Linked DNA regions of Homo sapiens: all the other regions are linked to region 2. The links are chromatin contacts, found by Hi-C or POLR2A ChIA-PET in ENCODE. All regions are on one chromosome and are shown on one strand. Each heading gives the region's core, a stretch centred on a gene start or an enhancer-like site at or near the end of the contact. The rest is flanking DNA. Distances are from core to core; before and after follow the strand shown.

Region 1 (4,616 bases), core at 1,208-3,707, 300 kb before region 2:
TAAAAATTAGCCGGTCGTGGTGGCAAGTGCCTGTAATCCCAGCTACTCGGGAGGCTGAGGCAGGAGAATTGCTTGAACCCGGGAGGCGGATGATACAATGTGTGGAGATCACGCCACTGTACTCCAGCCTGGGAGACACAGTGTCTCCAAAAAAGAAAAACAACACTTAAAGCATAAACTAAACCCACTGCTTAGAAACGGCTCCAAGACAGCACAGGTGCAACCTCAGAAAGGCTAAAACGCCCACAAGCACATCTCCAGGACAATCGTCTTTCCCATGCTCAGCAGCCTCAATCAGCATGAACAGTTCCCGCTGCGGCTGTTCTACGAGGCAGGAGGACTGAGCAAGTGGAGGCTGCCCAGCCAGACCCCGCTGCACCCTCAGCGGCCTCCAGTGCAGGCTCAACTGTGGGCTCAGCTGGAGTCACCGGTCTTGGGGCTCACCTCCCTGCTCCAGGTGCTACACTTTAAATGCCACAAAGACCCTCATCCCGTAGAGTGAGAATGCAGCAGAATCAGTGCTTTCCACCCCTTGTGTAAGTGGGGGAAGGGAGTTCCAAGGCAGTCTTTATGACTTTACATGGCCAGAAACTGCTTTTCCCAGTCAGCAAACAGATGATGGATCAGTGAAGCAATACTCCTGGTGACAAACTGGAAACTAACCAGAATGGAACACGCCTCAGTTTTACAGGTTTTTGCAGAATTTGCATTAATCTCATGTCTAGCTGAACTGAAATGGAACACGATCACACACTGTCGCAAACTCTGCACCTTGTATGGAAGAATAACTATTATTTTTTGTCTGATTGCTTTGGCATTTGAAAAACTACTATTTTTATGAACATTTTAATCCATCTCTAGCTGCTATAAGATGTGGAACTGCGCACACTTTCTCTACAATTCTGGTGGGAGACAGAATATTCCTGAGAGACTTCCTTAGGCCATGCTTAGCCTGTACCCCACGATAAACAGGTGTTATCCTGACGGACCAGAAGGCAGAAAACACACTTGAACATTTTCCTATTGTCACTAAGGAGAAGAAAAAAGCCAAACAGGAGAACAGTACAGTACATTTACTGACACCGGCTGCCCGAATAAAGCTTTCACAGCATTAGTGATACCCTGCAACAAAACCCCCAGGGCAGCTAACTCCCACCGCTGAGGTCGTCCCCCAAACTGCCTCTGACCCCCAGGCCGTCCCTTGCCATCCCCCCAAGCTGTCCCCTGTAAGGTTCTCTGAGCTGGCCGCACCATGGTCAAGCCCCCCGCCCTTGTGATAATGTACTTTGTGATATTCCCCCGCCCTTGTGAATGTACTTTGTACGATACGTCCTCCTCGCCCTTGTGAATGTACCCCGCCCTTGTGACAATACACGCTCGCGCCCTTGTGAAGGTACTTTGTAATATTCCTCCCAGCCCTTGTGACAATACATCCCCCAAGCCCTTGTGAATGTACTTTGAAACATCGTCGCCGCCCTTGAGAATGTACTTTGTAACACCCACCAACTGTCCTCAAAAAAACTGCTCCTAACTCCGATGCCTGTCCCAAACCTATAAGGACTAATGATTGCCGGGCGCGGTGGCTCACGCCTGTAATCCCAGCACTTTGGGAGGCCGAGGCGGGCGGATCACAAGGTCAAGAGATCGAGACCATTCTGGCCAACATGGTGAAACCCTGTCTCTACTAAAAACAAAAATTAGCCGGGCGTGAGGGCGGGCGCCTGTAATCTCAGCTACTCCGGAGGCTGAGGCAGGAGAATCGCTTGAACCCGGGAGGCGGAAGTTGCAGTGAGCCGAGATCACGCCACTGCACTCCAGCCTGGCGACAGAGCGGGACTCCGTCCCAAAAATAAAAAAAATAAAAAAATAAAACCAATAATAATCCCATCACCCTTTGCTGAGTCCTTTCTCAGACTCAGCCCACTTGCACCCAAGTGAGTAAACAGCCTTGTGGCTCACACTAAGCCTGCTCAGGTGACCTCTTATACGGACACGCGTAACATCCCCAACCTGCTGACCGTCCCTTGCCGTCCCCCCAAACTGGTCCCTGACCCCTGACCGCCCCTACCGTCCCCCCAAACTACCTCCAGCCCCCCTCCTGCCCAGGCCTCCCCCTAAGTTACCCCCAAGCTCCTTGCCGCCCCTTCCGTCCCCCCAAACTGCCCCCAGTCCTCCAGCCCGGCCGCTGTGATGGCGTCCCCGGGTCCCAGGTGCTAGTCCTGCGCCGCCCCGCGCGTCCCTCAGCCAATCCCGGCCGCAGACTTCGGCGGACTCTGGTTCCAGCCGGTTCCCGTCGCTCCGACCGTCCCCTGGCTCTGCTCCTGCCTCGCACTCACCATGTCTCCCCTGCTCCTGGGCTCTCCAAGGCGAGCTCTCCGTGGCCTCGCGGCCGGCGCAGCTGAAAGGTACAGGTACTCCCGGGCCGCTCGTGGTAGGCAGGGCACGCGCGGCAGGGAGGACGAAACGTCCCGCCCTCGGGGCCTCGGAGCTCAGGAAGCGGCGCCCTGATTGGACAATCTCTAAGCCCCCGCCCTTTCAACGCTCTGAGCGGACAGCGTTTTGGACACGCCCCCTTCACCCCTGGGGCCTTCGATTGGACACTACTGCAAACCTGCAATCCGCTTCCCGGTGTCCGCCCCGTGCCTTGATTGGACAGTTTTCCGGACCCGCCCCCGGAGCACCTGATTGGAAGATAACTTCCGCGCCGCCCCGCCTCCTGTCGCCCGAGTGACCGGCGCGTAGCCAACGCTAGTGGCTGACCCGCCAGCGGTGGACACTCCCGTTTGCGCGAACTCGCTCTGGCCCGGGGTGAGCCCAACCTCTCCCCGCAGCTCGGCCGCGCCTCCCGCGTCCTTCTCCCGAACGGGCACGAGAAGTCCAGACTCAGTTTCCCCACGGAGCAGCCGGAGTGCTGCGTGGAGGGGAGGGGCGAGCGAGCGGCGTGGGTCGCGTGGGGTGAGCCCTTCGTGGGGCGGGGTCCTCAGCCGTGACGTCACCGCGCTGCCCCGCGTGGGCGCGGACCCCATGGAGGCCCTGCCCCGTGCTGGAGCACGTGCTGTCAGTGTCCTGATTTTTTTTTTTTTTTTTTTTTTTTTTTTTGAGGTGGAGTCTCGCTCTGTCGCCCAGGCTGGAGTGCAGTGGCGCCATCTCGGCTCACTGCAAGCTCCGCCTCCCGGGTTCAGGCCATTCTCCTACCTCAGCCTCCCGAGTAGCTGGGACACAGGCACCCGCCACCACGCCGGCTAATTTTTTTGTATTTTTAGTAGAGACGAGGTTTCACCGTGTTAGCCAGGATGGTCTCGATCTCCTGACCTCGTGATCGGCCCGCCTCGGCCTCCCAAAGTGCTGGGATTACAGGCGTGAGCCACCGCGCACGGCCAGTGTCCTGATTTTTTTACCCAAACGTTTCCCAGCCTCCTGTCCTTCCCACAGGCCCCTGCACTTTGGCTCGCCCCCGACATCTGAGCCTGCACTAAAATAAGGACCAAACCTCGAGTCACCTGATCCCGAAAATGGGCGGACCCCAGGGAGCCCCTATCCTGTCTGGCCTCGCTGGATTTGTTTTTTTGTTGGACATTGTTTTTTGTTTTATTTATTTTTTTATTTTGAGACGGAGTCTCACACTGTCGCCCCGGCTGGAGTGCAGTGGCGTGATCTCGGCTCACTGCAACCTCCGCCTTCAGGGTTAAAGCGATTCTCCTGCCTCAGCCTCCCGAGTAGCTGAGATTACAGGCGCCTGCCACCACGTCCGGCTAATTTTTGTATTTTTAGTAGAGACGGGGGTTTCACTATGTTGGCCAAGCTGGTCTTGAACTCCTGACCTCGTGATCCGCCTGCCTCGGCCTCCCAAAGTGCTGGAATTAGAGGCGTGAGCTACCGCGCCCGGCGGACATTCTTTAGATCAAGAAATCCGGGGCCGGGCATGGTGGCCCAAGCCTGTAATCTCAGCACTTTGGGAGGCCGAGGCGGGTGGATCACGAGGTCAGGAGATCGAGACCATCCTGGCTAACACGGTGAAACCATCTCTACTAAAAATACAAAAAAATTAGCCAGGCGTGGTGGCGGGCACCTGTAGTCCCAGCTACTCGGGAGGCTGAGGCAGGGGAATGGCTGAACCCGGGAGACGGAGCTTGCAGTGAGCCGAGATGGCGCCACTGCACTCCAGCCTGGGCAACAGACGGAGACTCCGTCTCAAAAAAAAAAAAAAAAAACAAAATCCAGGCCAGGCGTGGTGGCTCACACCTATAATCCCAGCACTTTGGGAAGCTGAGGTGGGTGGATCACCTGAGGTCAGGAGTTCAAGACCAGCCTGGCCAACATGGCGAAACCCTGTCTCTACTAAAATACAAAAATTAGCTGGGCCTGGTGGCGCGTGCCTGTAATCCCAGCTACTCAGGAGGCTGAGGCAGGAGAATCGCTTGAACCTGGGAGGCGGAGGTTGCAGTGAGCTGAGATCCTGCCACTGCACTCCAGCCTGGGCAAAAGAATGAGATACTGTCTGAAAAAAAAAATTAAATTTAATTTAAAAATAAAATTAAATAAATAAATTTGGGATAAACCAGTTAACTGTCTCTCAATCTCTCTCTCTTGTTTTTTTTGTGTTTTTTTTTTTTTGA
Region 2 (4,808 bases), core at 415-2,914:
TCAAGCAAACCTTCCTTAGTTCTATTTTTTACATAAGTAATAATTTGTTTTTGGAGATGGTGGCGGGGGGGAGGTCTCTCCTTGTCACCCAGGCTGGAGTGTAGTGGCGTGATCCTAGCTCACTGCAGCCTCAAACTCCCGGGCTCAAGCGATCCTACCACTTCAGCCTCCCAAGTAGCTGGGAGCACAGGCACACACCACCACAACTGCTTTATGTTTCTCTTTTTTATTCTCCTTCAGCCGTACTTTTCAGCTTTGAGGACTTGAGCAGGTTTATTACCATCTTGGATCGCATTTTCTCTTCTGTGAAGTAGAGAGAATACCTGTGTATTGGAGTTCTCAAAGTGTGGTCCAGGGACACCCAGGGGTTGGTCTCTGAGACCCTTTTGGTGGGGGACCACTAGGTCAAAACTGCTAAGATAGAAGCCAGGCACTGTGGCTCACACCTGTAATCCCAGCGCTTTGAGAGGTCAAGGTGGGTGGATCACCTGAGCTCAGGAGTTCGAGACCAGCCTGGCCAACATGGTGAAACCCTGTCTCTACTAAAAATTAAAAAAAAAAATTAGCCAGGTGTGGTGGTGGCGCCTGTAATCCCAGCTACTTGGGAGGCTGAGGCAGGAGAATCACTTGAACCCAGGAGGCGGAGGTTGAAGTGAGCTGAGATTGCGCCACTGCACTCCAGCCTGGGTGACAGAGCGAGACTCCATCTCACAAAAAAAAAAAAAAAAAAATGCCAAGATACTCTGGGTCTCCTTCCTCCCAGTCTCTCCCACACAGATGGTGGAGTTTTCAGAGGTTGCATGACGTTTGATATCACAGTGGATTGAACTCAGAGGCTTATACAAGAATCCAGCTGTCTTCTATTAAGCCAGACATGAAAGAAATTTGCAAAAATGTAAAACAATGCCACTATTTCCCCTCAATGTTTTTTTTTTTTGAAAAATAGTTACTTTTCACTTAAACGTGTCATCCTCCTAATATAAAATATATGGTTTAAAAAAATATTTAATGGGATTATGTTAACTTGTAACAGGAGTATAGCTAAAATCTACATAAACACAAGCTGTTTAAGGGCCTTAATTTTTTATTACCATATTTATGTATATATTTTGGCATCATATTTATATATATTTATTTTATATGACAGCTTTATTGAGATTTTTACATGCCATAGAATTCACTTTTTAAAGTGTACAATTCAGTGGTTTTTAGAATATCCAGAGTTGTGTAACCATTACCACAATCTAATTTTTTTTTTTTTTTGAGATGGAGTCTTGCTCTGTTGCCCAGGCTGGAGTGCGGTGGCGCCATCTCAGCTCTCTGCAACCTCCACCTCCAGGGCTCAAGCGATTCTCCTGCCTCAGCCTCCTGAGTAGCTGGGATCACAGGCCAGCACCACCACCCCCGGCTAATTTTTGTATTTTTAGTAGAGACGGGGTTTCGCCGTATTGCCCAGGCTGGTCTCGAACTCCTGACCGCAGGTGATCCGCCTGCCTCGGTCTCCCAAAGTGCTGGGATTACAGGCGTGAGCCACCGCGCCCGGCCTAACCCCCGGTTTTCATGCACCGTCTTTGATGTTGCCTTTAGGCCGTGCCTGAACGCCGGTGTCACAAACCAAAGCCACAATAACTCAACAGCTTCATGAAATACCCAAACTCCCCCAGCTCCTGTGACATCAGGCAGGCGGAGTGACGCGGCTGCATGGCAGGGCTGCCCGAGGGCCCCCCTCCCAGGTCCGCACCTCCACCTCCTGGAAACCCACCCGGGTGGGCGGTGCTTTCTCCCGCCGAAGTCCTAGAAATGCTCTTCCCCACCAGCTGGGTTTATTTGGATTCATCCAGCCTCGGCTGGGAGGAGGAAGGGGTGGGCCCTCCTAGTATTTATTCTGCTGGAATGGAAACCTCAGATCTTCGAGATACTCAAGCAGACAGACAGACATCTACCAAGTCAGCGAGGGGAAAGTGCGGTGTTTTCGGAGGTCAGCCCGGGACAGCAAAGCAGGCAGGCTGGGGCTCTGATCAGTTCAAAAAGCACCACGTGGTGTCTGCGGCGGAGCAACCAGCGGCACGCCCCCACCCCAGGCGTCCCTCCCACAAGCAAATAGCACAGCCCGGTGACATTGGCTTTTTCCAGCCGAGCGCGGGGCACCCGCTTCGCCTCGTGCCCGCCTCTCCCCCTCTTCATCATGGGCCCTCGGTGGAACTGTATGCTAGAAACTTCACTTTCCAATTTTGGAGATGCTTCTAGAAACTAGACTTCTTTCCAGCTTGAGGTGAGCTGGAAGTTAGATCAGTTTCCATTTCTTTCAACTGAAAACGTGATTACAGAAGTCAGTGTTTCATAAGCTTTCTTTTTCCGTGATCACCTTCTTTTGAGACATCCTTTTCCTAGTGGCTCCTTAGAAAGAATAACGGTGGCAAGAGATTTAAATGCACCCGATGTCTGATTCTTTTGACGGAAGATGCCCAAGTAGCATTATTATTATTATTATTATTATTATTATTATTATTATTATTATTATTTTATTACTTTTCATTTTTTTTGAGACGGAGTCTCGCTCTGTCGCTCAGGCTGGAGTGCAGTGGCGCGATCTCAGCTCACTGCAAGCTCTGCCTCCTGGGTTCACACCATTCTCCTGCCTCAGCCTCCCGAGTAGCTGGGACTACAGGCGCCCGCCACCACACCCAGCTAATTTTTTGTATTTTTAGTAGAGATGGGGTTTCACCGTGTTAGCCAGGATGGTCTCGATCTCCTGACCTCGTGATCCGCCCGCCTCGGCCTCCCAAAGTGCTGGGAGTACAGGCGTGAGCCACCACGCCCGGCCAATTCTGTATTTTCAGTAGAGATGTGGTTTCACCATGTTGGCCAGGCTGGTCTCGAACTCCTGACCTCAGGTGATCCGCCCACCTTGGCCTCCCAAAGTGCTGGGATTAACAGATATGAGCCACCGCGCCCGGCCGCCCACTAGTTTTGATTGTGAGTTCTTTTGGTCCTTGGTTTTCGTAAGCGTTGCTTCCTCCTCTGTAGTAGAGTAACAAGCATGCAGCGTAGAGTCGCCGTGAGAGCTGGATTCGGTCGTTGATGGACAGAGCCGAGTGGAGAGCCTGAGATGACTCAGTGCCACACAGGTGCTGCTCACACAGTTGTCCTGGTCATTGTCGTCTAACCACTGAAACTCCCTAGACTTTTCCTACACATGCACACTCACATAGATACGTACAGCAATATGGAGCGCATTGTACATTGGCAGTCCTGAGCTGCTTTTTACCTTTCTAAATTTAATTTCTTTTTTTTTTTTTTTTTTGAAACAGAGTCTCACTCTGTTGCCCAGGCTGGAGTGCAGTGGCGCAATCTCGGCTCACTGCAAGCTCTGCCTCCTGGGTTCACGCCATTCTCCTGCCTCAGCCTCCCGAGTAGCTGGCACTACAGGCGCCCGCCACCACGCCTGGCTAATTTTTTGTATTTTTAGTAGAGACGGGGTTTCACCGTGTTAGCCAGGATGGTCTCGATCTGCTGACCTCGTGATCCACCCACCTCGGCCTCCCAAAGTGCTGGGATTACAGGTGTGAGCCACCACACTCGGCCTTATTATTATTATTTTTGAGAAGGAGTTTTGCTCTTGTCACCCAGGCTGGAGTGCAGTGGCGTGATCTCGGCTCACTGCAACCTCCACCTCCTGGGTTCAAGCGATTCTCCTGCCTCAGCCTCCTGAGTAGCTAAGATTACAGGTGCCCGCCACCACGCCCAGCTAATTTTTGTATTTTTAGTAGACACGGGGTTTCACCATGTTGGCCAGGCTGGTCTCAAACTCCTGACCTTAGGTGATCCGCCTGCCTCGGCCTCCCACAGTGTTAGGATTACAGGCGTGAGCCACTGTGACTGGCCCCAAGTAGCATTATTATATAATGGAGTTTTTGTTTGTTTTTATCTTAGAGACAGGATCTTCTTTCTCTGTCACTCAAGCTGGAGTGCAGTAACGCCATCTCAGCTCCCTGCAGCAGCTTCCAACTCCCAGGCTCAAGCAATCCTCCCGCCTCAGTCACCAAAGCTGGGATAACAGGTGCACACCACCATGCCTGGATAATTTTTAAATTTTTATTCTTTCTAGAGATTGGGTCTTGCTATGTTGTCCAGGATGATCTTGAACTCCTGGCCTCAAGTGATCTTCCCACCTCAGCCTCCAAAAGTGCTGGGATTGCAGGTGTGAGCCACCGAGCCCAGCCTATACCTGTGAAATTTCAATATCATAGATAGACTGTGTATCTGTTTATGTTCTGTTTTCTGGGCTTAATCCATAAAAAAAGTAAAATTTGTTTTCATCTCCCCAAGAATTGATGTTCACCCTGTTGAGAATATATTTGTAAAGAAGTCTCGTACTGCAGGAGTGAGAATGGAGACATCTTCATCACAAATCTCACTCCCCAGAATTAACCACTGTTAACAGTGTGGGGTGGATGGGAACTGATCATCAGTGCAGAACGTGAAAGGAGAACAACTGGGTCGATATTTGCCCACTTTTTTTTTTGGGGGGGGGACAGGGTCTCACTTTGTCACCCAGGCTGGAGTGCAGTGGCATAATCATGGCTCACTACAGCCTCAACCTCTTGGACTCAAGCGATCCTCCCACCTCAACCTCCTGAGTAGCTGGGACCACAGGTGGATATCACTACACCTGCTTAATTTTTTTTTAATTTTAATTGAGACGGGGTCTCACTATGTTACCCAGGCTGGTCTGAAACTCCTGGGCTCAAGTGATTTTCCTGCCTCAGCCTTTCAAAGTGCTGGGATTGCAGGTGTGAGCCCCGCGC
Region 3 (4,719 bases), core at 1,151-3,650, 430 kb after region 2:
AAGCAACTCGACACTGGAGGGGCTCAGGAGGGCTGAGGCCACCCACACAGGCTGCTGTGAAGCTGTGAGAGGAAGCTCAGCTCACCAGGCCTCTGGTTTCATAAAACACAACCGGAGCGACCCCGTCTTGAAGTGCGTAGTGAGGCACTCGCAAGGTACCGGGAAGGTTCACACTTATGAGCTGCCCACCAAGGACACAGAGCATCTATGGGTCTGGGGGAGGTCTTCCGGGCAGCCCGCAGAACCCGTGCCCGCTGTACTGAGAGGGCCGGTGAGCAGGCTGGGCTTGAAGGGTGGTCGGATGGCACCACCCGGCTGGCCTCCAGTGAGTGTCTGCACGTTCCAGGTTTACTCGCAACCCTGGCCGTTTCTCACAGACGGAGGCGCTAAGGAAGAGCAGGCACCCTCTGCCTGCTCCCCGAGGACGCCCTGCTCTGTCAGGGAGGCCCGCTGTGTAAGGAAGCGGCTTGGTGGCTGCTCTCACTGTGATCCGCGGCTCACCTCGAGTTCTCTCCTCTCTTGGGGTCTGCATCAGGACCCTCTTTTTCCAGCAGCAAAGCAACACAGGAGGGAGGCTGGACGCGCTGACCAGAACTCTCCTCGCCCTCGTCTGAGCACAGGCTGACAGACACCGACCCTCTAGCCTGAGGCCAAAGCCACAGCGTGACAGGGAAGGAGGAAAGCGCGGGACTCGTGGGCCTCCTAAAGCCACAGCGTGACAGGGAAGGAGGAAAGCGCGGGACTCGTGGGCCTCCATGCAGGGAAAAACGCTCCAGGACGCTAGGGGAGACCAGCACTGACTGCTGAGGCGGCAGCGTTTCCTTTTGGGGTGATTAGAACGTTCTGGAATTAGACAATGGTGACGACTGCACAATCTGTGAATATACTAAAACACACTGAAATGTACACTTAAAACGGGTGAACTTTTTTTTTTTTTTTGAGATGGAGTCTCGCGCAGTTGCCCAGGCTGGAGTGCAGTGGCACGATCTCAGCTCACTGCAAGCTCCGCCTCCTGGGTTCATGCCATTCTCACGTCCAGCCTAAAACAGGTGAACTTTATGATACGTGAACTGTCACAACAAGGATGTTATTTCAAAAAAAAGAGGAAAAATATTGCCAGGCGCAGTGGCTCACGCCTGTAATCCCAGCACTTTGGGAGGCAGGGCAGGCAGACCACGAGGTCAGGAGTTTGAGACCAGCCTGATTAACATGGTGAAACCCCGTCTCCACTAAAAATACAAAAACTAGCTGGGCCTGGTGGCACACATCTGTAATCCCAGCTACTCGGGAGGCTGAGGCAGGAGAATGGCTTGAACCCAGGAGGCGGAGGTTTCAGTAAGCCGAGATGGCGCCACTGCACTCCAGCCTGAGTAAAAAGAGTGAGACTCTGTCTTCAAAAAAAAAAAAAGAAAGAAAGAAAAGTGGCTGGCCGGGCACGGTGGCTCACACCTGTGATCCCAGCACTTTGGGAGCCCAAGGCGGGTGGATCATGAGGTCAGGAGATCGAGACCATCCTGGCTAACATGGTGAAACCCCATCTCTGCTAAAAATACAAAAAATTAGCTGGGCGTGGCGGCGGGCGCCTGTAGTCCCAGCTACTCGGGAGGCTGAGGCAGGGGAATCACTTGAACCCTGAAGGCGGAGCTTGCAGTGAGCAGAGATCGCGCCACTGCACTCCAGCCTGGGCCACAGAGCGAGACTCCGTCTCAAAAAAAAAAAAAAGGAAAGAAAAGAAAACAAAAAAGAAAAGTGCGTCCGAGGAGTGGGAGCTGCATGCTGTGCAGAACTCCACAGGCCCAGAGAGCCTCCAAGTGAGTTTCAGTCACTCCCTCCCAGGGCCTTCTTTCCTCCCCTGGGGTTTCCACACTAGCTGATGAATTACCTACAAGGTTATCACTATTTGCACAATGTGACCATCTGTTATCTTCACGTCCCTGGAGTCTGAGATACCAGGAAGGACGTGGAGCCGGGCAATCACTTCTGTGATTCCAATGCAAAAGCCGCCCCTTCTTTTCTCCAGGAAGCCCCACTTGTAACTGCCGCGCATACATTCTGGGCACTTGAATCTGTGTCTCCAGAGCTGCAGCCCGCAAACGAGGCCCAAATACACTCCCATTACGCTAACTTCACCTCAGGTCCTTCCCTCAGGGGGACACAGTGGGCGGGGACTGCACGCAGCAAGCCTGGATCTTGGCCAGGGCCTGCCGGACATGCATGGTCCCAGGAAGCACTCAGGAAATAAAAGCAGGGCTACCCCCAGGAGAAGGCATGTACACGAACACGGAGCGACACCCGGCGGCGGTCGGTGCCCGGGACCCCAGGCGATGAAAGGCACAGCTCTTGGCGTCTCCTGGCCCGCCCTCGGTGGTGGGGCTGCCCCAAGCTCTGTGAGTGATGAGCAGCATCCTTGGGCTTCCCCCACCCCGGTGGTGACAACCGCAAAGGTCTCTAGACGCCACCAGGTGTCCCCTGGGGGCAGAGCCACCTCCACCCCTGAGAACTGCTGTTTGAACCTTCCAGGGCCAGGAATTCATTCTTTCAGCCTACAGGCAGGAAGAAGAGGGCTCAGTACAATTCGGGACCAGAAGGGCTCAATGCAGGGATCCTCCAGGTAAAAGGCTCTGCCAGTGCCACAGCATTCTCGCAGTCCTTCCCCTGGAGGACTCCTCTGGGGCCCCTGCTGTACCTTAGACCCCACCACACAGCCTGAGGCTGAGGCCCAAAGCTTATCAAAGTTACCACTAGCCTGGGGCAACACAGCAAGGCCCCACCAAAAAATACAAAATTTAGCCAGGCGTGGTGGCTCATGCCTGTAATCCCAGCTACTCAGGAGGCTGAAGGAAGAGAATCCTTTCAGCCTGGGAGGCGGAGAATGCAGTCAGCAGATATCGAGCCACTGCACTCCAGCCTGGGTGACAAAGCAAGACCCTATCCCAAAAATAATGAGAGAAACAACACTCTAAAGGACAGGTTCTGGGAGACTCTTGGAGGGGGACAGGTTCCAGGAGACTCCTGGAGGGGGACAGGTCCCGGGAGACACACGTTCCGGGAGACTCCTGGAGGGAGTGGGCCCTTCCCCCATGCCTTGCCCTGAGGATCCATTTCTCAGTATTCATGGGCATCCCACAGATCGTCCTTTATCATTAACCAAAGGACCTAAGTGTTTCTCGGGAGTTCTGTGAGCCACTGAGGCAATGTAATCAAGCCGAGGTAAGGGTGACGGGAACCTGGATTTACAGCCGACCGGTCACTCAGAAGCACAGGTCACAACGTGAGGCCTCTAACTGGCATGGAAAGTGGGGGAGTCTTGGGGACTGAGCCCTTACCCCGTGGGATCTGAGCCTGTGTCGAGGTAGACATGCTGGAAGTGAGTTGAATCGGGGCTGCCCAGTAGGAAACACAGAACTGATGAATCCCCGGGTACCCGTATCTGGTTCCGCAACTCCTCTGTGTTGACTGCGGAGAGCACAGGAGGAACCGTGTTGGGTCCTTCCTACACCTCACACTGCTGGAAGATAAAAACAGCTCCAAGCAGTCCGTGCCCAGTGAGGCATGCAAAATGCATCAGGTCCAGAGAGACAAGAGCAAGGATTTCAGTCACGCCTCCCAACCACACCAGGGGCAAGCGTGGAAAGGCATCTATCTGTTCCTGCATCCTGGTCTCGGACACTATCTTCCTGTTCCTGGAATCTGTAACACCAAGAGTGATTTGCAGCCATCAATGGCCAATATTACTTGAACAAAAATTCTTTTTTCCTTTATCTAATTTTGTCTGTTTGTTTGAGACAGAGTCTCACTCTGTCGACCAGTCTGGAGTGTAATGGCATGATCTCAGCTCACTGCAGCCTCCCCCTCTCGGGTTCAAGCAATTCTCCGGATTATAGGCAACCGCCACCACGCCCAGCTAATTTTTGTATTTTTGGTAAATACGGGGTTTCGTCATGTTGGCCAAGCTGGTCTCGAACTCCTGACCGCAGGTGATCTGCCCGCCTTGGCCTCCCAAAGTGCCGGGATTACAGGCATGAGCCACCGTGCCTGGGCAACCGTGTGTTTTTTTTAATTAAACTTTTTATTTTAAGATAATTGTAGATTCACACTGTCGAGCTAAAGGAAAGGAACTGGAGCAAAATTAATATAAGTGGAGCATTTATTTGGGCCACATTTGAGGACTGCAACCTGGGAGCACAGGCTCGAATTACCCCAAATATACACTCTGATGAGCAGCAGATAACAAGCAGATTTTTAAAGGAAAAAAAGAGCTGGGCGTGGTGGCTCACACCTGTAATCCCAGCTACTCGGGAGGCTGAGGCAGGAGAATCACTTGAACCCAGGAGGCGGAGGCTGCAGTGAGCCGAGATTGGGCCACTGCACTCCAGCCTGGGAGACAGAGCGAGTCCGTCTCAAAAAAAACTCTCCTCAGAGGCTAGGCTGGAGTGTCCCTGTATCATCTGCAGAGTTTCTGGACAATTCCCCGCCCCAGTACCCCCTGCAACCTCTTTCAGGCCAGCAGGAACAAAGCAGTGTGCATTTGCTATAAAACGGAACACTTGGGTTTTTTCTATTATTCCTTCCTATTTAAAGCGACTCCTTTACTCACACAAAGCTGCCTAAAGGTTAATCTGCCTCCGGGGGAGCTGGGATTACTCAGGACACTCAAGCTCAGAGGTCAGCAGCAGAAAATACCTTCTGAGTCACGGTGGGGACAGCTCACCCCGCCCC

What was found. A loop is a pair of places that touch in the nucleus more often than their neighbours do. ChIA-PET counts read pairs that join two places held with the same protein, here RNA polymerase II (POLR2A). Pooled maps may share reads with other maps.
Region 1: a pooled map shows a loop between it and region 2 (6-fold over the local background). The contact joins the promoter of ZNF57 here to the enhancer-like site in region 2. A Hi-C loop is called at or near these places in 3 of 50 pooled maps. POLR2A ChIA-PET finds 5 or more read pairs at or near these places in 3 of 52 experiments (Caco-2, GM10248 and activated CD4-positive, alpha-beta T cell).
Region 3: a loop to region 2 is called in a map of natural killer cell, with 6 times the contacts of the local background. The contact joins two enhancer-like sites. A Hi-C loop is called at or near these places in 1 of 168 maps with a recorded cell type or tissue (natural killer cell), 4 of 37 single-sample maps with no recorded cell type and 6 of 50 pooled maps. POLR2A ChIA-PET finds 5 or more read pairs at or near these places in 4 of 52 experiments (BJ, GM12878, WTC11 and 1 more).

Annotation. Positions count from the first base shown.
Region 1 is chr19:2,898,769-2,903,384 of GRCh38, reverse strand. ZNF57 (zinc finger protein 57) reads right to left here and starts at 2,457. Exons shown (of 4, transcript NM_173480.3): 1 at 2,337-2,457. The coding sequence starts at 2,339. RefSeq lists enhancers at 2,260-2,409, 2,269-2,840 and a silencer at 3,020-3,069.
Region 2 is chr19:2,596,392-2,601,199 of GRCh38, reverse strand. The region is part of intron 2 of GNG7 (G protein subunit gamma 7); the gene reads left to right. Among named protein-coding and RNA genes, the nearest start is that of MIR7850, 32 kb to the left of the region's middle. Within about 2 kb of position 1,664, at least 33 of the 41 ENCODE cell types and tissues checked have a DNase peak (open chromatin) inside an H3K27ac peak, as active enhancers do; they include GM12878, where a contact is called at or near this core.
Region 3 is chr19:2,169,197-2,173,915 of GRCh38, reverse strand. The region is part of intron 1 of DOT1L (DOT1 like histone lysine methyltransferase); the gene reads right to left. Among named protein-coding and RNA genes, the nearest start is that of DOT1L, 7.6 kb to the right of the region's middle. RefSeq lists enhancers at 1-442, 1,681-2,275, 2,361-2,730, 2,276-2,870, 4,551-4,630 and 3 more and a silencer at 4,579-4,719. Within about 2 kb of position 2,400, at least 15 of the 41 ENCODE cell types and tissues checked have a DNase peak (open chromatin) inside an H3K27ac peak, as active enhancers do; they include GM12878, where a contact is called at or near this core.